Linked DNA regions of Homo sapiens: all the other regions are linked to region 2. The links are chromatin loops, found by intact Hi-C in ENCODE. Cell type or tissue: mammary epithelial cell. All regions are shown on one strand. Region 1 has its middle 4.6 kb from the start of DLEU1-AS1. Region 2 has its middle 20 kb from the start of MIR3613. Region 3 overlaps EBPL (EBP like). Region 4 has its middle 6.3 kb from the start of DLEU7-AS1. Region 5 overlaps DLEU1 (deleted in lymphocytic leukemia 1).

What was found. Peaks named below come from ENCODE experiments on the same cell type or tissue, not always from the same donor. Only the 100,000 strongest peaks of a DNase experiment are listed, where the experiment ranks them.
Region 1: it touches region 2 in a loop (17-fold over the local background); 71 of 110 quality-filtered maps call a loop at or near these places.
Region 3: it touches region 2 in a loop (8-fold over the local background); 3 of 110 quality-filtered maps call a loop at or near these places.
Region 4: a loop joins it to region 2, with 8 times the contacts of the local background. A loop is called at or near these places in 72 of 110 quality-filtered maps.
Region 5: a loop joins it to region 2, with 6 times the contacts of the local background. A loop is called at or near these places in 7 of 110 quality-filtered maps.

Annotation. Positions count from the first base shown.
Region 1 is chr13:50,530,098-50,534,097 of GRCh38, reverse strand. No RefSeq gene overlaps it. Among named protein-coding and RNA genes, the nearest start is that of DLEU1-AS1, 4.6 kb to the right of the region's middle. RefSeq lists an enhancer at 3,749-4,000. In mammary epithelial cell, a CTCF peak has its summit at 1,976 (motif pointing right); no DNase peak of the experiment used is centred here; H3K27ac peaks cover 367 bases.
Region 2 is chr13:49,974,942-49,978,941 of GRCh38, reverse strand. No RefSeq gene overlaps it. Among named protein-coding and RNA genes, the nearest start is that of MIR3613, 20 kb to the left of the region's middle. RefSeq lists a silencer at 1,955-2,249. In mammary epithelial cell, a CTCF peak has its summit at 2,097 (motif pointing left); DNase peaks (open chromatin) are centred at 2,121 and 2,441; H3K27ac peaks cover 448 bases.
Region 3 is chr13:49,667,650-49,671,649 of GRCh38, reverse strand. It overlaps EBPL (EBP like), which reads left to right. Exons shown (of 4, transcript NM_032565.5): 2 at 1,804-1,873. Among named protein-coding and RNA genes, the nearest start is that of EBPL, 22 kb to the left of the region's middle. In mammary epithelial cell, a CTCF peak has its summit at 1,745 (motif pointing left); a DNase peak (open chromatin) is centred at 1,709.
Region 4 is chr13:50,799,543-50,803,542 of GRCh38, reverse strand. It overlaps a transcript of DLEU7 not described here. Among named protein-coding and RNA genes, the nearest start is that of DLEU7-AS1, 6.3 kb to the left of the region's middle. RefSeq lists enhancers at 2,078-2,177, 2,248-2,297. In mammary epithelial cell, a CTCF peak has its summit at 2,025 (motif pointing right); a DNase peak (open chromatin) is centred at 2,042.
Region 5 is chr13:50,374,693-50,378,692 of GRCh38, reverse strand. The region is part of intron 2 of DLEU1 (deleted in lymphocytic leukemia 1); the gene reads right to left. Among named protein-coding and RNA genes, the nearest start is that of DLEU1-AS1, 150 kb to the left of the region's middle. RefSeq lists an enhancer at 1-288. In mammary epithelial cell, a CTCF peak has its summit at 1,587 (motif pointing left); no DNase peak of the experiment used is centred here.

The sequences.
Region 1 (4,000 bases), 560 kb before region 2:
AGACCTAAATGTGAAAGCTAAAAGCATAAAACTCTTAGAAGAAATCACAGCTGTAAAATTTGTGACCTCAGATTTAGGCAATGGTTTGTTAGATACGACACCAAAAGACAAGCAAAAAAAGAAAAAAATAGATAAACTGGACTTTATCAAAATAAAAAACTTGTACTTCAAAAGATAATATAAAGAAGTGAAAAGCCAACCCACAGAATGGGAGAAAATATTTACAAATCATGTACTGTTAAAGGTCTAGGATCCAGAATATATTTAAAAACTATTACAACTCAACAATAAAAACATAAATTATCCAATTAAAACATAGGCACAGGATTTGAGTAGACATTTCTCTAAAGAAGATATACAAATATCTTGTATACACATGAAAAGATGCTTGATATTATTAGTCATTAGAGAATGCAAATCAAAACCATAATGAGATAACACTTCATATCTACTAGGATAGCTACAATAAAAGGCAACAATTAAGTATTAGTTTAAATAAGGAAAGACCAGAACTGTCATACAATGCTGGTGAAATATTAAAATGATAGTTACTTTGGAAAACAGTTGGGCAGTTTCTAAACATAAAGTTACAATCTAATTCAGCAATTTTATCCCTAAGTATCTACCCAGGAGAATTAAAAACATATAACAAAAACTTACAAGTAAATATTCCTAACAGCGTTAATTATTATAGCCTAAAAGTGAAAACAACCCAAAGATTTATTAATTGATGAACAGATAAACAAAATATAGTATATTAAAACCATGTAATATTATTCAATCATAAAAGAAATGAAGTTCTGGTATATGCCATGACGTGGATAAATCTTGAAAACATGTCTAAAGTAGGCAAATCCATTGTAGAGGCAGAAGTAAACTTCCTTTCTGCCCTTTCTGAAGGTTCACTGAAATAAAGTGACAATAGACAGATTAACATGAGAAAAAGTTTACACATTAATTAATATGCATAATCATGGGAGCCATACAAAACATGAGACTCAAAAAAGGGCCATATGGTTAAGGTTTAAATGTCCTCCTCATAGGGGAGAGAAAACTTGGGAGCTGTAACAAATTTTAGAAGGGTAGTAAGTGATTTTCAGAGGAAATGAATGCACCCAGGAGGCAAATATTATTTTGTAAATAATTATCTTAGGAAACTGAATGGGACTGGCAAGTTAAGGGAAGGAGAGGGGTGGAACTGCCTTGTGAACAAAGGTTGTCTTAGTATGTAGAAAAAGTCTCCTAGGTAATCTCTCCAACCTGCCCTCAAAAGAATAGATGAAAAGTCTAACTGCATGTAGTGATGACTTTTATAGTCTTTTCTTCTCTCAGGTGGGTAATCTTTCTGGATTATTTCATGAGATTCCTGGAGAGTGAGTCTTCAGACAATTGCATGTCTTTTGAGAAGTTTCCTTAGTTAGATAAGGAAATTCCAGACAGAGTCCCTCCTTGCTCTTGGAGTCAGGGGAGAAGAAACAAAAGAGGGTTAAAATGTTTTGGGTTCTGAGACAGCTTCTAAGGTACTCCATCTTCATTTAATTCAAAGTGTTCAGTATGCCAAAGCACCATTGTGTGGGGTATCATTTTCTTAGACCCAACACCATAAATACTAAGAGTAGTTTAGTGGTTACCAGGGATGGCGGAAAGAAGTAATCAAGGGTTACTGATAATGAGCATAGGTTTTCTTTTGGGGGTGACAGAAATATTCTGGTATTAGATCATGGTGACATTTGCACAACTCTGTGAATATACTTAAAAGCCACTGAATTGTACCCTTTAAACGGACGACTAGTGTATGTCAGTTATATCTCAATTAAAAACAAAGTCTAGAACTTGACATATCATTCCAAATACTCAAATTAGACGAGTCTGCTTCTAAGGTAAATAAGTGGAAAGTGGTCACAAGATAAGAACAGAGGCTATTAGGAGATGAGGAAAATCAGGAATGAGAAGTAGGAAGCCAACTCTTCATAATTTTTTAGGTGAGCAGCAGAGGGAGCCCTTGATAGCAAAGAAAATTACAAAACTAATGTTTATACTTCTGATCATAAAGTTAATACAGCCTTTTTACAGAAAATTTGAAAAAGTGCCACATAAAGGTAATAAAAACCCACTAATCATTCCACCATCCTAAGAACCACTATTAACATTTCATCGACACAAATCCTTCCAGTCTTTTTTCTGTATGTGTACATATATGCATGTACGTACATATATAGCCAAGCCCACCCACAGCTCTCCTGTACATGCAACTTTGCCGTTACATTTTTCACTTCATGTTACCTTTTATATTTTTTCTAAAGCCTTAAATATTCCTGAGAATGTGGTTTGCCATGCCTACAGATGAGCTGTCAGTAATTAAACCTATTTTTAGAATTTTTCAGTCACAAGTAACCCTGCAATAAACATCCTTATACCTAAATCCTTGTATTTCCTAAAAATATATCCGAAGTAAGGATAGATTCCTTAAGAAGGAATTATTAGGTCAAATATTGTTTACAGCTTTAAGTCTTTGAATACATACATATTGCCAACATTTCTAACCAGAAAATTTAAAAGATTGTTATACTTCCACCAGCAGTGGATGAGATTTTCCTTTATCTTGAACTTTTACCCAACTATGTAATTATCAAAGTTTTTTGAAATTTAAAATATTTGCTAATTTAATGGACAGAAATTTGTGTCTTTTAAAATTATTTTTAAATAAATAGTGAGCCTGAAATTTTTTCATGATTTATTGTCTAATTTTTTTCTGCTCGTACAAATTCCTTTTTTGTGAATATTGAAAATTTTTCTGCTTAGGATATTTATCTTCTAATCATTGACTTCGGAAGCTCTTCACATATTAACCATGTTAACCTTTGTCTTCTATTTTGCCCTTTTTTCAAGTTATTCTTTGCCTTATGTTTCTTTATCATGAGTTTTGATGTATATGTTTATAATTTTTATGTAAAAACATTCTGTTTTCTCTTTTATAGATTCTTCCTCTACCTTTTTGTTTAAAAAGTGCTTCCATACATTGAGAGTTGATAGATACTTATCATAATTTCTTTTACTCATTTGTGTTTTCATATTTTAAAATTTATTTAATTCATCCAGAATTTATTTAGGGATATGATTTGGGTCTCCTCCTTCCCTTAAAAACTGAATTAATTTCCCCAGCACTATTCACTGGCATAATCTTTCATTTCCTTCCCTAATTTGAAGTGTCTTCATCAAATACTAAATTCTTATATGTATTTGAGTGTGTTTGGGGACTCTATTCTCTTCTCTCTGTCTAGTTGTATACCAATATCATGTTATTAAAGCTTTATAACAGGTTTTTAACACCTGAAGTACAGTTTACCTTATTTGTTTATAAATCTTTCTTGGTTATTTTTATCCACAAATTATTCTAGATAAACCTTACAGTCACATTTTCATTCAAAAATATTCCAATTGGGATTTTGATTAGAATCATATTGGACCTAACCATCAATTTGAGGAACAGTGACATCATCCAATAATATAAAATATGTCTCAATTTATTCAAGCCTGATTTCATATTAACTAAAGTTTTACAACTAAATTGATAGAAGCCCTATATAAACAAACAAGTTTGTTTCCAGGTTTTATTGTTCTTATTCTTGCTTGTTTTGCTTTGTTTTTCCCCTGTTGTAAAAGAGCTCTTTTCCCTCTTTACGATTATTATCTGATTATGGATATTTTTTATATTTTGTAACCAGGTATCATAATGAAGCATTAGTTGTAATAGTTGATTTCTTAGGTTTTCCTAAATAGGTTATCCTTAAGAATTTAGAAATTCTCTACATAGTCATGACTTTGGGGTCTCAAAACCAATTCAACTTTTGGAATTACAGCTTTTATGCTTCATAAGCATAACTTCTTTTTCTAAATAAAATTGAAAATTAAGTGTGTAAAGTGACCAACTAAAAAGAACAAACAACTCTAAAACATACAGATTCCACTCCTCCACTTGGCTCTTAAAGGGTTAATTAAT
Region 2 (4,000 bases):
AGACAACCTTGAATTTGAACTGGAGCTAGAAGGACTTCCTCCGAACGAATTTGCCCATAGATGACTCTCTGGTACATGGTCTCTGTTGTTCAACTTTCTCTATTCTGAAGTCTAGAAGACACCCTTGCTTCTGAAAGTGGGGCCTAAGAACCTGCAGCCTCACCAGGGAGCTTGGTAGAAATCCAGAATCTGAGGCAGGATTCTAGACTTATTGGATCAGATTCTGCATTTCAACAAGATTCCCCAGTGACCCCCAGGCATCTTCAAATTTGAGAGGCCAGGAAAGTGCTCAGGCCCTGCCCTTCCCTTCCCGTTGGCTGGGGAGAATTCCTGTAATTTGCCCTGTTTACGGGTCCTTAATCTCCAACTTCACTGTCCTCGCTTTCCAAAGAATCCTGAGTGGCTTCCTTCCAACACCTTATCTGTCTTCCCCCACGCCCCTGAAGCCAGGGCCTCTTTTCTTCAAGGCCACCCCCCAACTCATCTCAGGCTGAGGCTCCTCTCTTGAGGCCATATCCCATGGTAGCATTTCTTTGAGGGCTGCTTTTCTGCCGTTTTTCTCCCCAGGTAGGGCCTCTAAAACCGATGGAAGTGAAGTGCTACACCTCAGAGCTGCTTTAGCCCTTAGAGCTGGCCAGGGTCTGAGTGGGCCTCTCACAGGGCCACAGGACTGCCCTTTCCCCCAGCATGCCTAGAAGCTGAGACCACTCACACCACATGAACATGCTATCCTTGTTCCTCTTTCCTGCCAGCCTCAACACAACCAGAATACAGCCCAATAATGGCTGCCTACAAATGGGAGGCACCCAGGGAAGGGAGGGGGTGCTGATTAAGAACCAGCCTGGAGGAGGATCATGGTTTCTCTGAAACAAGAAGGAGGTGAGGGTTGATGCGGAAGGTATATTAGAAATGCTTCAAGCACTTGATGCTTTGAGGGTTTGGGGATTTGAGTTTGGGTTTGTTTTTTAAGCTTAACAATGTGAAAAAGATGTCAAATAACTTTTCTGAACTGTGGCAATCAGAGCCTTGTCCAGAATCATAACTTAATGGCTTTTTGGCTCTCAATTTGATGGTCAGTTTGGCTAACCAACACTTTTTAATTCTGTGTTATTTATTACTCAGTTGATCCCCCCCATAATATGTTAAAAGCCTACTTCCAACCTGTTAAAATGTACCCTTGGAGTGCTGTCCAGATTCACCATTAAAATAGTGTCTTTCCAGTCTTATGTATTTTATTCAGCAGTTACTACAGTACTTTTTTTTTTTTTTTTGACAGGATCTCATTCTGTTGCCCAGGCTGGAGTCCAGTGGTGTGATCACAGCTCACTGAAGCTTTGACCTCCTAGGCTCAAGCTATCTTCCTGCCTCAGGCTCCTGAGTAGCTGGGACTATAGGCACATGCCACTATACCTGGCTAATTTTTAATTTTTTGTAGAAACTGGGTCTCGCTATGTTGCCCAGGCTGGTCTCGAACTCCTGGGTTCAAGCATTCCTGACACTTTGGCCTCCCAAAGTGCTGGGATTACAGGCATGAGATGCCATGCCTGGCCATATTTTTATTTTTAAATCTTTCTATTTAAATAAGGAGAGGGAGAGAGAGAGAAAGCTCTAGGTGCATTTTTTCCAAATGGACACCTTGCCATGTTTTCAACACACATCTAAAGCCTGAATTGAGAGTATAATTTTTCTGTAGATACATCACCTTGAGGAATTTTATAAACTTCAGTTTCCTCATCTGAGAAATGAGGTAGTTGGATTAGATGAACTGGCTCATCAAGTGAGTATAAGGAGCCTTCCAAATTTAAGAATTATTAACATTTCCCGGAAGACTAACCAGGCAATTTTTCTTCTTTAGGTTTGACTTTCTGAGATGTCATGGCTTAGTATTCTTTAAGCAAATTCTGGAATGTTCTTGTCCCTTTGGAATAATTGTAATGTGGATTTGTTCTGTGCAACTGATGATATTCTAATGTGTTTGGGCAGGTTTAAGTCTAAATTTCCAAAGTCTCACACCTGTGGTTTTACCAAAAAGGTACTGCTCAAGGAAACCAGTGATGGGCAAAGGATGCATGGTATAGCTATGATGCAAGAGCGCCCTCTGCAGGCCATGCGAAGATGAGTCTCTTTCTTAAAGGGTAGCTTTTCCGCTCTTTGTGTAGAGTACAACCCTTCCCTTCCTCCTGTAGCATTCTCATCAAGAAACATTTGTTTAGTGCTTACCCTGAGCTAGGCACAGTGTGCTTAGGGCTGGGAACACAAAAATAAAAGCATCCTAGGCTTAAAGGATCTCACGGTCTAATGGGGTACATCCCAATCAGATCATTATAATGCAACCTGAGAGGTGTGTCACTGGAGCTGTGCCTCATGTCCCCATTAGTTTGCAATCACAAGTTGCACACAAGAGCCGAAATCAAACTGTACAGTACAATGCTTTTTTGTTAGGAGAGAAGGACTGGTGACTCACCCTAGCATTTTCTCTTTGCACAGAAACAGATGCCCTGCCCAGAAGCAACACGGCTAATGGGTGCCACCGTGGAGACCCAGGCAACCTGAGAGTAGTCCTGACAGCCAGACCTCCAGGGTGGAAATGGGAAGGTCTACAGAGAAAGGTCAGGATTTAACAGGGAAATGGAGGAGGGCAAGAATGGGGGTCAGGAGGTATCTACGCATTTTGATATGAAATTAAGAAGTTCATTTAAAATATACAACCAAGGCCCGTGACACTTTTTGTAACAAGATTCTAGCTTATCTTCCCACTAGATTTTGTTGGACTTTTTTCAAATTGTATCTGATTGTGTTTTTCAAACTAGGCCAGGAGGGCCCCTCAACTTCTAAAATACAAAAATTCTTTCTGCTCCTCTTTTCAAATCTTCTCAGATTCTGGACACACCCAGAAATTCCATGTGCCTTTTTACTCCCTTAATCCTGTTAACTTTTTGTCTCTTCTTAGCAATGACTTCCTTTCATTTTAGAGAAAGTTCTGCTGGTAACATACTGTATAAGCCAGGAGAGAAAAAGAACTTGAAAGAGGAACACATTTTTCTTCATTTTTTTTTTTTCAAAAAAGGTAAGGGAAAAAAATAAAGGAAGTGGAGAAATATACTACTCAGTACAGTTGTCAAACAAATTTCTTGGAACCATGGCCTACAAGAATACCTATCTTAACTGCATTGCACTAGAAACCACATTTTCATATTCCTTTTGTGATAATTCTAAGATAATGAATTAGATGTTAGCCATTGTTTTCCAGAATAGAATTTCTGGAGTTACTGGTAGTTCAGGGAATTTTAGTCACAAGATATATATTTTCTGTACCTTTGTGTGTGTGTATATGTGTGTATGCATATATACTTATATACATGCACATATATACACATACACACAAACATGCATGTGCTATAGCTTTTGAATGGAGATATATGTGTGTGTACACACACACACATTCATTCATTCATTTATATCATACAGCTTCTCTGAAGAGCAACAGGAGAAAAATGCAGGAAATATAAAGGCAACCTGGGGTCAGTCCTATGCAGTGAGCTCTTTGAGGTCTCCATCAGAAATAAAAGATTTCAGTCTTTTTTGGCTGGGCACAGTGGCTCACACCTGTAATCCTAACACCTTGGGAGGCCAAGGTGGGAGGATTAACAAAAAATACAAAAATTAGCCGGGGGTGGTGGTGGGAGCCTGTAGTCCCAGCTACTTGGGAGGCTAAGATGGTAGGATCACCTGAGCCAGGGAGATGGAGGCTGCGGTGAGCCATGATCGCACCACTGCACACCAGCCTGGGTGACAGAGTGAGACCCTGTCCTAAAAAAAAAAAAAAAAAAAAATCAATCTTTTCATAGTTATTCAAATTAAAACAACAAAATAGAGATGTGAAGACTTGGCTCAGGAAGATTCAGTCATCTCAACAGTCACTGTAAAGAACTGCCATCAGACTCCTTTTGACTCTAAATGGCAAAGGATACCAACACTGTTCTTCCTAGGAAGCTAATCT
Region 3 (4,000 bases), 310 kb after region 2:
AGCCCAGTGGATGTGCTTTGTGTAGAAAGTTCTCAGGCCAGAGCAAGGAAGTGGTATGGATTTCACCCTATGGCTCTGCTAAAAATAAAAAATTGGCTGGTAAAAATAAAGTGTTGCAAAGTAAGTGGACTGGGGAGTACTTATTTGTTAAAAACACAGCTATTTTTCTCATATGATTTTTTTAATGTCCTTTAAGGGATATGATTTTTGGAGCCTGGCACGGTGACTCACACCTGTAATCCCAGCACTTTGGGAGGCCGAGGTGGGGAAATCACTTGAGGCCAGGAGTTTAAGACCAGCCTGGCCCACATGGTGAAATCCCATCTCTACTAAAAATAACAAAAATTAGCTGAATGTGGTGTCACACGCCTGTGGTCCCAGCTACTTGAGAGTCTGAGGCACTGGAATCGCTTGAACCCGGGAGGCGTAGGTTGCAGTGAGCTGAGGTTGCACCACCACACTCCAGCCTATCTTCAGCTTCAGAGTGAGACTATCTCAGAAAAAGAAAACAAAGGATACTTCATTTGCAGCATTATCCTTAAATGACACAGGAGTCAGGATACGGGATCCCTAAGGAAAGAAATTGTGGCCCATTACAGTGAACGCTGTTTCCATAATCACAACATTGTAAATGCTGTTAATTGGCTTTTTCAGCTTTTAGAATCCAGTTACAGATAAAACAGGGAAAACAAATATGTTTAGAGAACAAGAAAGGACATGTAATCAGTCTCAACAATGCACAAGCAAACTGGACAGAAATTGAGAGTTGGGAACAGGGTGCGGGGAGCCTGGTAGAGGCTGTCATACTCTTTCGTGGTTTAGAAGCCCAGAGACTGCACAAAATTGATGAGTGAGTGAGCTGAGGTTTTCAGTTTTTTTACTTAAGTTACAAATTTGTGTAAGTAATAGAATAATATATCAGAAACTCGAAGGACTGGAAACGGGAGAGGAAGGAGTATCAATCAAACAATAGCTTTTCCTGCTAGTAGTCGAAGGAAATAGCAGTGTAAGTATATTATGAAATCACCGCGGGAACTGCAAAGAGATGTGATTGAGAGTGGTGACCTCTGGGGTGGCAGGACCCAGTTTTAATGTCATACAAATGATTGTTTAAAAGGAATGAGAAAAAAGTTTTATTGACCAGCAGCAAAATTTGTTCAAAGGAGCAACATGACAATTACATATCCCAGTGGCTTCTAGCTGTTTAGTTTTAGAAATCTTAGGCAAAGAAGCACTTCAGTGATGGGAAAATACTAACTGTAATTGCAGATATTTTATTACCTGAATGTTAAATGTAGCCTGTAACTGTTTTAAATCTTCCTAAACTTGCCCTTATATAGGAGAAGGGGGGAGGATTGCTCAATGCTGGTATAAACTTGATTGCCTTTCTCTTTAAGATCTTAGATTTTTTTGAGTTAAAAAAAAGTGAACTTCTGTGGGGTTCTCCGCAAAGACTTAAGATCCCTGGAATAATCTAGAGCTTACTCTATTTAATACAGTAGTTAAACTCTTATGCAAAAATTTCACTTTTTCCACATAAGAACACATCTCTGCTTTTACAGTGCCAATCATTGAAAAACAACATTAATTGTACATTAGGGTGAGACATACCCATTTCCAAGGTCCAGGTAACCAGGTCCCAAGATTGTATCCCACAAGGTTGTATGGATGTTTCCAGGCTGTGGCCAGGATGTGAGCCATGGAGAAGGGTGGGGGATGGAGCCAGGCAATGCCATGTGTCTACAGTGCCATCCTGTGGTTGTGATGCTGTATTAGAGCATGTCTTCATTTTCTCCTCTCTAGGAAGGCCCTTTTGTCTACTTGTCTTTAGTAGGAAACGTTGCAAATTCCGATGGCTTGATTGCTTCTTTATGTAAGTAATTAAAAACGTTTGCGTTTGAAATGTTGGAGGAGGTTTATTGCAAGTGTGACTGTCAAACGCCTCTATTATATACTGTATGACTTCATTTATATGAAATGTCCAGAATAGGTGAGTCTGTAGAGATACTGTAGATTACTGGTTGCGTGGGAATGAGGGTAGGGGTGGGGGTGTTGGGGGGAAATGAGGAGTGACTGCTAATGGGCACGGATTTCTTTTTGGGGTAATGAAATGTTCTAAAATTAGATTGTGGTGATTCAAACCTGTGATTCTACTAAAACCAATTATTTAAATAGGTAGATTGTGTGGCATGTGAATTACATCTTAATAAAGCTATTATATTAAACAATATTTGAGCCTGGGCAACATAGCAAGACCCTATCTTTAAAAAAAGTTTTTTAAATGAGCCAGGTGTGGTGGTGCACACCTGTAGTCCCAGCTACTCAGGAGGCTGAGGCGGGAGAATCTTTTGAGCCCAGGAGTTCAAGGCTGCATTGAGTCACAGTTGCACCACTGCACTCCAGCCCGGGCGACAGAGCAAGAGTCCATCTCTAAAAAACAATACATAAAATAAAAAATGTTGGTAGTGAATGGCCGGGCATGGTGGCTCACGCCTGTAATCCCAGCACTTTGGGAGGCTGAGGCAGGTAGATCACCAGGTCAGGAGATGGAGACTATCCTGGCTAACACGGTGAAATCCTGTCTGTGCTAAAAATATAAAAAATTGGCTGGGCGTGGTGGCGGGCCCCTGTAGTCCCAGGTACTTGGGAGGCTGAGGCAAGAGAATGGCGTGAACCCAGGAGGTGGAGCTTGCAGTGAGCCGAGATCACGCCACTGCACTCCAGTCTGGGTGACAGAGCAAGACTCCCTCTCAAAAAAAAAAAAAAAATGTTGGTAGTGAGTGCAGATGGAAGAGCTTGTGGGGTTTAAACTGGGTGGTTTTCCCATACTTTTAATATCAACTTTCTTTTTATTGTACATATATATTTGTGGTCTTGTAGATCCTTTCCAAAAGTCTTCATGCTCATTGTCAGTCAATATTCAATTAGCATTGATATTCTACCATGTACTGTGTCAATACCAACAGGTATTTTTTTTTACCACTTTATAAAACTGCCTTTCTCAGGATAACTGCTTTCAGGTTTTGCTTCTGAAACTTTGCATCATTTATCTCATTTCTTTTTTTTCTTTTTTTTTTCAGGCGAGTCTCGCTCTGTCCCCCAGGCTGGAGCACAGTGGCACCATCTCGGCTCACTGCAAGCTCCGCCTCCCAGGTTCACGCCATTCTCCTGCCTCAGCCTCCCGAGTAGCTGGGACTACAGGCGCCCGCCACCACGCCTAGCTAATTTTTTTGTATTTTTAGTAGAGACGGGGTTTCACCATGTTAGCCAGGATGGTCTCGATCTCCTGACCTCGTGATCTGCCCACCTCGGCCTCCCAAAGTGCTGGGGTTATAGGCATGAGCCACCGCGCCTGGCCCATATATCTCATTTCTTTGTGACTCTAAAATCATCTCCAGCTAGGATCTGTGTGGGGGACTCCTGTTTACCACTAGTGTTAGGAAACATCTAGAGAATTGAGTAGGCTCATTAGTACTTCCCAAAGGAAAAGGTGTCATCTTTGATGCCTCAAGTCCTAGCCAAGGAGTTTGAGCCCCCTTGACCAGAGTAGAGCCACTTCAGATCCAGGGCTCAGCTGAATGCAGCTATGCACTTTTGATTGGCTGCATTAAACTCTGCCTGGGGATTGCTGGTGAAGCCCAGAGGCTGACGGACCCCAGCCTGAGTCATGGCTCCTCCCTGCTGAGTGTCCTCTTCTCCCCTTTGCCAGATGCCATGCTGACACCTCCTCCCCTGGCTGCCCTGCCTGGCATGAGAGAAAGCAAACAGCCCAGATTTGGCTCAATCCCATGAAATGCAAATGTCTAACACAGGCTTTCTCTATCATCTTCACGTTTACATTATGCACCTTAAAGAAGTGAAAACTAGCTGGGTGCAGTGGCACGAGCCTGGAGCCCCAGCTACTTGGGAGGCTGAGGCAGGAGGATTATTTGAGCCCAGGAGTTTGAATTTAGCCAGGGCAACACAGTAAGACCGTATTTCTAAAAACCAAAACGCAGTA
Region 4 (4,000 bases), 820 kb before region 2:
CTGTGCATCACAATTGGAACTAGCCACATTTCAAGTGTTCAAGAGCCACATGGGGCTGGTGGCTACCATATTTGACACACTTTAATGGGTTAATTTTATTAATGTAGAATATTCTAATATAGAGAGAATTATATCAATAAGGAAATGTCTAACAACCTAATAAAAAAGGGCAAAGCATTATTAATTCACTAAAGTTGAGAGAATTTCAAGTTAAATTATCAGAAAATATTACTTCACATCAGATTGACAATGATCAACACATTCTATAACATGCTGAGTCCATGAGGAAGGGGAGAGTGAGTCGTTTCACACACTGATGGTTAAAGTATAAATTCGTACAATCTTAGTTGAGGGAAATTTGTCAATATCTATCAAAATGACAAATGCACATACCTTTGACCTAGCAATTCCAATTTGAGGAATGTTTCCTACAGATGTATTTGCAAATGTGTGAAATGATTTATGTACCAATGACCTGTTAGGCTATTGGTTATACATGTAAAAATCTGAAACTGCCTAAACGTTATCAATAGGGAACAGGTTAAATAAATTATGAAACATTACACAATGAAGTGCCGTGTGATAAAAACTAATAAGAAAATATATTATGTAATAATGTAGAAGCCTATTTAAGCTCTATTGTTATGTGGATAAAAAGACAAGGCACAGATAAGTATAAATAGCGTGGTCCCAACTGTGTAAAAAAGTACATGTACATGTATGATATACACATGTACAGACATATAAAACATATCTGGAAATATCCATATATAATTAGTAATTCAGGTCGCCTCCTGTGAGGAGAACTGGTTGTCTCAGTGACAGAGATAAGAGGGAGAGTTACTCTTTAGTGTATATCCTTTTGTGCCATCCAAGTTTAGTACCCCAAATATGTATGACCTATTCAAAATTAAATAAAATATTTAAATTAGTTTTTGAGGGCATTGAAACAAGAACAACCATGGAGAAAATTTTATTCAATTTTTGATATATATTGCATTTTCTTCATTTCTGCTTAATATTTCTCAACATAGCTGTTGACATAGGTACTGTCGCTTTCTAAATGAAGACACCAATATGAAGAACATGGGCTTGCTATCTAAGAATTTCATTTTTGGCTCCAGCTTTCTTGAGAGTCAGGAGCACTAATTAAATGGTTTTGCTTAGTTCTTTCTTTCTGACCTACTCTGTTTAGTGGAACCAAATGGGAGGTATTTCCAAATCATAATCTCTTTCACCAATTGCTCTCTTAACTTGATTGTACCTTCCTGGGTGGAGAAGCATCAGTTGGGTTTCTATTGAAATCAACAAGTGCCCAGTTCCTCAGAGGCCAGCCACTCTGGATTAAACTGCATCAGGCCTGTTCCCAGAAAACTAAACTAATGGGCTTGTGCCTTTTTTTTTTTTTTTTTTTTTTTTTTTAGTGTATAGAGGCTCCCTTGTTCATTTTGCCTTGTCTCTCTCCTGAAATCCTGGCTGGTTCCAAGTCCTGACTACCCCCATGAGGAGAATCACAGCCCACCTTTAGTGGCACTGATCCAAGCGGGCCTTCCTTGCCCACCTCCAGACAACTAAGGCATTGGCAACACAGCATCTGGCACAGATTCTCTGCAGGCAAGATTATTATACCAATTGAAAATGGGGTTACAATGGCCAATTGGAGTTTGAGGCATTTAAAAGGTAATAATAAATCTATTGGCAATTGAATAGTCATTAATAACACTACCATGGAAACAGATTGACATAGATTTCTCAGATTCTCATGAATTCAACTTTGAACTCCCTAACTTGGTGTAAACAAAATGATGTTGTGGTTTGTGGTGGTACAAGGGCGCGCTGAGGTCTCAATGTTGGATCAGAGTTTTCCAGAATCTACATATATGCTCCTTGGAAGGTAATTTAAAATCATGTAAAATCTCAACCAACAGTGCAGTGCAAGGTGCTGAGGGCTCCCTGTGCACCCCGTGAAAATGGCCAAGGCATTGAACGAAAGGGATTAGGTATTTCCATGCCAACCAGTGGAGGTCAGTGTTGAGTCGTCAATCTCTTGCCTTAACTGGATGCATTATGTTGCCACAGTAGACCGGTCTCTGCTCAGAAAAGGGATACTCAAAAATGAAAATGTGGGGCTGATGACACTTCGAAGTATGAACAACAGCTCCGTGCTGCTAAAGAATGGTCACCTGGAATAGCTGAAAACATCTGAAGCGACCTCAGGAAGGGTTGCTGCACTGGGAGCAGGTGGATGGAGGGGTGACGGTGTAGTTATGCAGCTTCAGCTACCGAGAGCTCACTTTGCCTTTCAAACCGACTCCCCTCCCAAATTCCTCTCCACTGAGAGGTACTGGGATCCAAGATGAGCATGTTGGTCTCTTTATTAGCTAAGCGAGTTTTGAAAAAGCAAGGAGAGGACAGCTAAAGTTGCTTCCCAAGAGTAAAGGGACCTTCTTGTAGACAACAACTTTTTCTGTAGAGTCACAATCCTCATTTCTATGAAATGTGAAAAGCCTCTTCAAACATTCATTCCAAATTGAGAGTCAGCCCCACTGCTGGCTTGCTAGTGGTCACTCTCAGAGTGGGCCTTCCTTATTAATCTCTAGATACTGTCCACATGGGGAAACATAAAGTGTGAGGGAAGAGCCTAGCACTGTATGCTGCAAAACTAACCACTAAAACACCAGGAAAACATAAGGAGACAGAAAAGTCCAAGAGGCCATTGAAATCTCTGTACTTTCTTCACCTCGCCTCTCTCTTCTCCCTAAGGGCTGCAAGCTTCCTCTCCATAATTCGAGGATTTAGGGTATAAAGCACCAAGCAGAGTATTTGTCCAAAGCAAATATTTAAGCTCCTGGACATTCATTCAGCACGATTATTTTGGTCTTCATCATGATTAACGTGATTTGGCTGGAGGGGAGGATGGGCAGAAGTTTTAATGTGCGGGAAAACCCCTGAGGTTCTATTTTTAGATGCTTATGTTCTTCCTCAAAGGGCAGCCTAGGAGGAGTGAAGGCAGCTCTGTTTGTTTAATGCCAGGGGGTATAGGTAGCAATTAGCAACTTAAAATTATCCTCAGTGAGGAGGCCCCTTCATTCCTCAGGGTGTGGTTCCTGTTCAAAGCTCAGATATACAAAGTGTATTTTTTGAAACTGAAGGGGAAGGGGTGCTTTCCCACTTTCTGAATTTGGTATTCTGTTTTACATTTTGTCGGTATTTTTGAATATTTTAAATCTATTTTTTACACTCAGTCAACCGGGCTGAGCATTAGCCATAGATAGGACTCTTCTGATACAAGTACTATGTGCTTTAACTTCCAGATGCCACCTCTGTCCTTTTCATACCATGAGCTTTTATTCTCTTTTGCCCTTTCTTACACTACTTTCTATTTGTCACACTCCTTTCTTTGTGCTTTCTTAATCTGCCACCCTCAGCAGAGGCATCGTACCCAAATGCTGAAATTCTATTTATTCTGCAAACTTAGTTCAAATGTCATCTCCTGCATGAAGCCTTCAATGCCCCTTGCCAATCTTTCTTCACAGGCAAAATTAATCATTCCCTTCTCCATACCCCCAGAGTTCTGTGTACAGTTTGATAGTGTCTACACACATATATGTGGACATCCAGTAGTTATGCAGCAAATCTTCAGCAACGCAGGACAGATAATCTAAAACTTCTACTGTTGCTATTGAGAGAATGAAGACAATGCAATACAGTTAGCAATCACAGAGTAAGACTCCAACATAAGCAGAGGAAAGAGAAGTATCTAAATAGAAAGTTGTAATTGCTGCCCACAAACAAGAGGGTCCTAATATAATACCACTCCCTTCCATAATAGTGAAGAGAGGAAAAGATATTTTGTAGCAGTCGTCTTGTAGAGTCCATTTTAAGGCAGCCCCACTAAGTTTCTGCATGTGCCCGAGACCTGCTACTACAGTAGCAACTAGGAATGGAAACTGCTGGTGCTACAGAAATGCTGTTATTAAAGGATCTAGAGTTTAGAATC
Region 5 (4,000 bases), 400 kb before region 2:
AATAGCATTTGTGGTAACTATCTTTGATCGTTGACTAGGGCCACAGGTGGTTGGCCCTAGCTAGTGTATCAGGAGTGTAATCTGAGTTGTCTCTAAACACATCACAGCAATGACAGATTATACCAATCAGAAGCAACCGTGTAATACCAAGCTGTAAACTGCAGACATTCTTTGGGTTTACGCTCTTAATTTACTTGCCACGAATGGGCTCCTTGAACTTTGTAGGTCTTTCATTTTCCAAAGGAAGCACATCTTCCGGGGCTTGAGTTTAATTCGATGCTACTGCTGCCAAAGCCACATGGGATGCAAATGAAACTGGGTTCACCTTTCTCCCCCTGCACTGCTCACTAGGCAGTTCAATAGATCCATTGGCAAAAAAAAAAAAAAAAAAGAAAAGAAAAAACAGAAAATTGCAGTGGTATTCTGAGACAAAGCAGCCAGAGCCAGCACTGAAAATTATAGAACTAGTAATCTCATTGCAAAGCATTAAAAAGCTTAGAGAGAAGGCTAATGCTCTGAAATCAAAAGGGTGGGACAATCAACACTAAAATCCAGAAGGTTCTACAGGACAGGGGAAAAGCCCAAAAAGAAGCTATAGAAAACAAAGCTTGTCTACGAGAGGCTGCTGGATTGATATGTAAATTAGCCTAGACCTTTTGAAGAGTAATTTCCATAAGTATTCTAATCCTTAAAACCGTGCATATGCTGTGACCTGACAATTCCCCTTCTAGGACTTTATCCTGAGAGATAATTACAAATGTGTGCAAATATTTACCTTCAAGGTGATTTACCACAGAACTGATTACAGTAGCAAAAAATAAATAAACAGCCAAAATGTTCAACCATTGAGAATTCATTGAACTTTGGACATACAACAAAATATGACATAATAATTAAATATGTTGTGATAAAAAGAAAAAGATATTTACAATAATTAGGTTAAAAAAATAGAAAACAGTGTATGTGGTGTGCACCCATTCTTGCAATTCGAAAACAGAGAAAGAGCCCTTCACAGATATATACCAAAATTTAACAGTGACTGAGTGAGGGTAACTATAGGTATTTTTATTGTCTGCTTTGTACTTCATTGGGTTTTCAATTTGTCATGTACTATTTTTGCAGAGAAAAAAAGTTATTATAAAAAAATCCTTAAGAATAAACCAGAAGCATTCATTAGACTTTTTTAGCTACAAGGTACAAAGTCCTCAAGCTACTTCAAATTATGATAGAATGTATTACAAGAATGCATTGGGTAATGAGTAAGTTTAGAAGTGGAAGTCACTGGAAATAAAAACAGGAATGTCTTGGGGCAATCAGGAAGGTGCACAGCCCAACCTAGCAAAAGACAACTGGAAGGTCCTAGAGTTGATCTAGGAATAAGGTTACCTCTTTGCCCCTCTGGTGCAGGCAGTCCATCCACCTCTCCTCTGTAACTTGGATTTCCTGTCTCCCATCCACAGCTCCTGACACAGCCTATCAGCCACCCTGCCTCCCACTCTGCTTTTCTCTTTCATCTCTCAAGGCTTCCACCTATACCTGACTGATTTCCTCGGAAATCCTCAGGGACCCTGCTGCCTCCCAGTGGCCTCTATGTGTTGTCTGCTAATTGACTGGTCCTGTCCTTGATTGGCAGTTGTGGCCAGTCCATGATCTGGCCAGCCTGGAATCCAGTGCCCACTCCCATCACCAGCCATGATGAGGGGAAAAGTCCAACTATGGCTGCCTATGAGCAGTAGCTTGTTAACTGAGTAGTTTTCCTTGGTAGAAAACTGAGGGTGTCAAGACCTCACAACTGACCTGCCAGTAGGCCAGTACCAATATTTCAAACACTGTATGTCCGGAACACTGTTTCTACATTAATGAAATCTGCTTAATTTTGTTCAAAGTAAAGTTTCACAAAGTTATGTGGGCACAGAATCCTTTTACTTTTTCCAAAACACCTGCTGTACTAATACCAGGTACCAAGTTTAAGAATTGCTGCTACAGAGTAAACTGTCATCACAGAAAAAACAATTAACAATGATATTTGTTCCATTTTTCTATGCCTGTATTCTCTGCATAAGTCATTTGGTTAAGATCCTCCGTCTTCTTCAGAGGAATTAAAATATTTTACCATGAAAATATATGGCAAGCCTAGATTCATTCTTACTATAAAAATGAAGAGTTATTAAATATATTAGTAAAATAAGAGCAGCTTTCAGTTACTAAGGTCCTCTTGGGGATATAGAACTTCTAAATTAAAGAAATAAATAATCAGACTTAGAAACGAACTTGTAAACAGAATGTAGTTCATGAGTTTGTTGGCTTTTCTCCCCTGTGGATGGTTCATAACATAATTTAAAAGGGGAGAAGTTGAAGAGTTGAAGCCTTATTTAAAAAAAAAAAGAAAAGAAAAGAAAAGAAAAGAAAGAAAGAAAAGGCAGAGCCAAAAGCAAGGAAAGGGAGAAAGTAGAGATCTAGAACAATGTGAGACTGTGGCTAATAGGTCTGCAGTCGGAAAGGAATCAGAGAAATGGGGCCCAGGAAGTGGAGGTATGAGTAGCAGTTCATTTGGATACAATTCGGAGGTGGCTGGTAGCTGGCTGCTTTGTGTTTTGCATGTGTCTATATTGTTGCTGCTGCTGCCGCTGCTGTTGTTGTTGTTTTTCATGCCAGTTCACCGTGACTTTGGTCTGGATTCTGTGCTGATCCAACTCAAATCCCTCTGACTCAGCCAGGCTGCCAGCTCTAGAATTCCTGGTCATCAGAATCATTGTGGTTAGAATACTTGGGTCTTGCTGAGAAAAAAGGGCACAGAAATCTAAGACAAGTGAGATGCGTGCTGCTTGTTTTACTATTTTTGTTTTAGTTTTGGTTTTTATCTCTTTAATAAGAGGACTGCTATTCATACACAATCAGATGAAGCTTAAAGAGTCTGTCCAGTAACCAAACCAGATGAGAGATGACCACTCACATCATTTGTTATATGCAAGGATATTAAGGTCAAAGCCCTGTGTAGGAGAGGGAGAAAAGAGGGATGGAGGAAGGGAAGGGAAGGGGAGGGGAGGGGAGGGGAGGGGAGAGGAAAAAGAGAGAGAGAGAGAAAAGAAAAGAAAGAAAGAAAAGAAAAGAAAGGAAGGAAGGAAGGAAAGAAGGAAGGGGGAAAGGAGGGAGACAGCCAGGCAGACAGGAGTAGGGGTGGGGGGTTAAGGAAAAAAGGAGAGAAAAGGAAAGAAGAAATGGAAAAGAAATATACATCAACCCAAAATAATTCCAATGCTGATAATAATATTATAATTATAATATCTGAATACTTTTACCTATAAAAACAAAAACCTAGTAACAATAGCCACTGTTATTACATGCTTAGTATACACCAGCAGTGTGCACAATTTATCCATTATGGCATTTTATTCTCAGGACACCTCTTTGAGACAGACACTGGTACACCATCCCTCATTTGCAATTCAGAAATCTAAAATCTCTGAAAACTGAACATTTTTTCATAAGTCTAAAGCAAAATTACTTGGCAGCAAAACCTAACAAACTAACATGAGGCTACTTATAGTCTTTACTTAACTCATTTGGTGCACATTTCACTACAGAAAAATTAATGTGTTTCATTAAGGGATATTGCCCTCCAATGCCTCTGAGTGTTCTATATAATAAATGACAATATGTACTTTATTATCTTTCTGTAATACTAAAAGTTCTGAATTCTGAAACTCATCTGGTTTCAAGAGTTTAGGATAAGGGATTGTTTCTGCCTATTTTACAGATAAGGAAACTGAGACCAGTTCTGTTTGTCTTCATTGATGTATTTACCTTGGAATTTTGGTTTGTATCTTTGGGACTTCGCCTTTTTGGTGATGGCTTAAAATTTTTTTCTCCACACTATCTCCTTTCACTTATGCACTGATGATATTTTAGCAAGTTCTCTGAGAGAAAAGTTTTTTAAAATCTCTTTTTTCCCCCAACATGGAAAATGCTGACATCCTCAAAAATTTTCCTTGAACCCAAG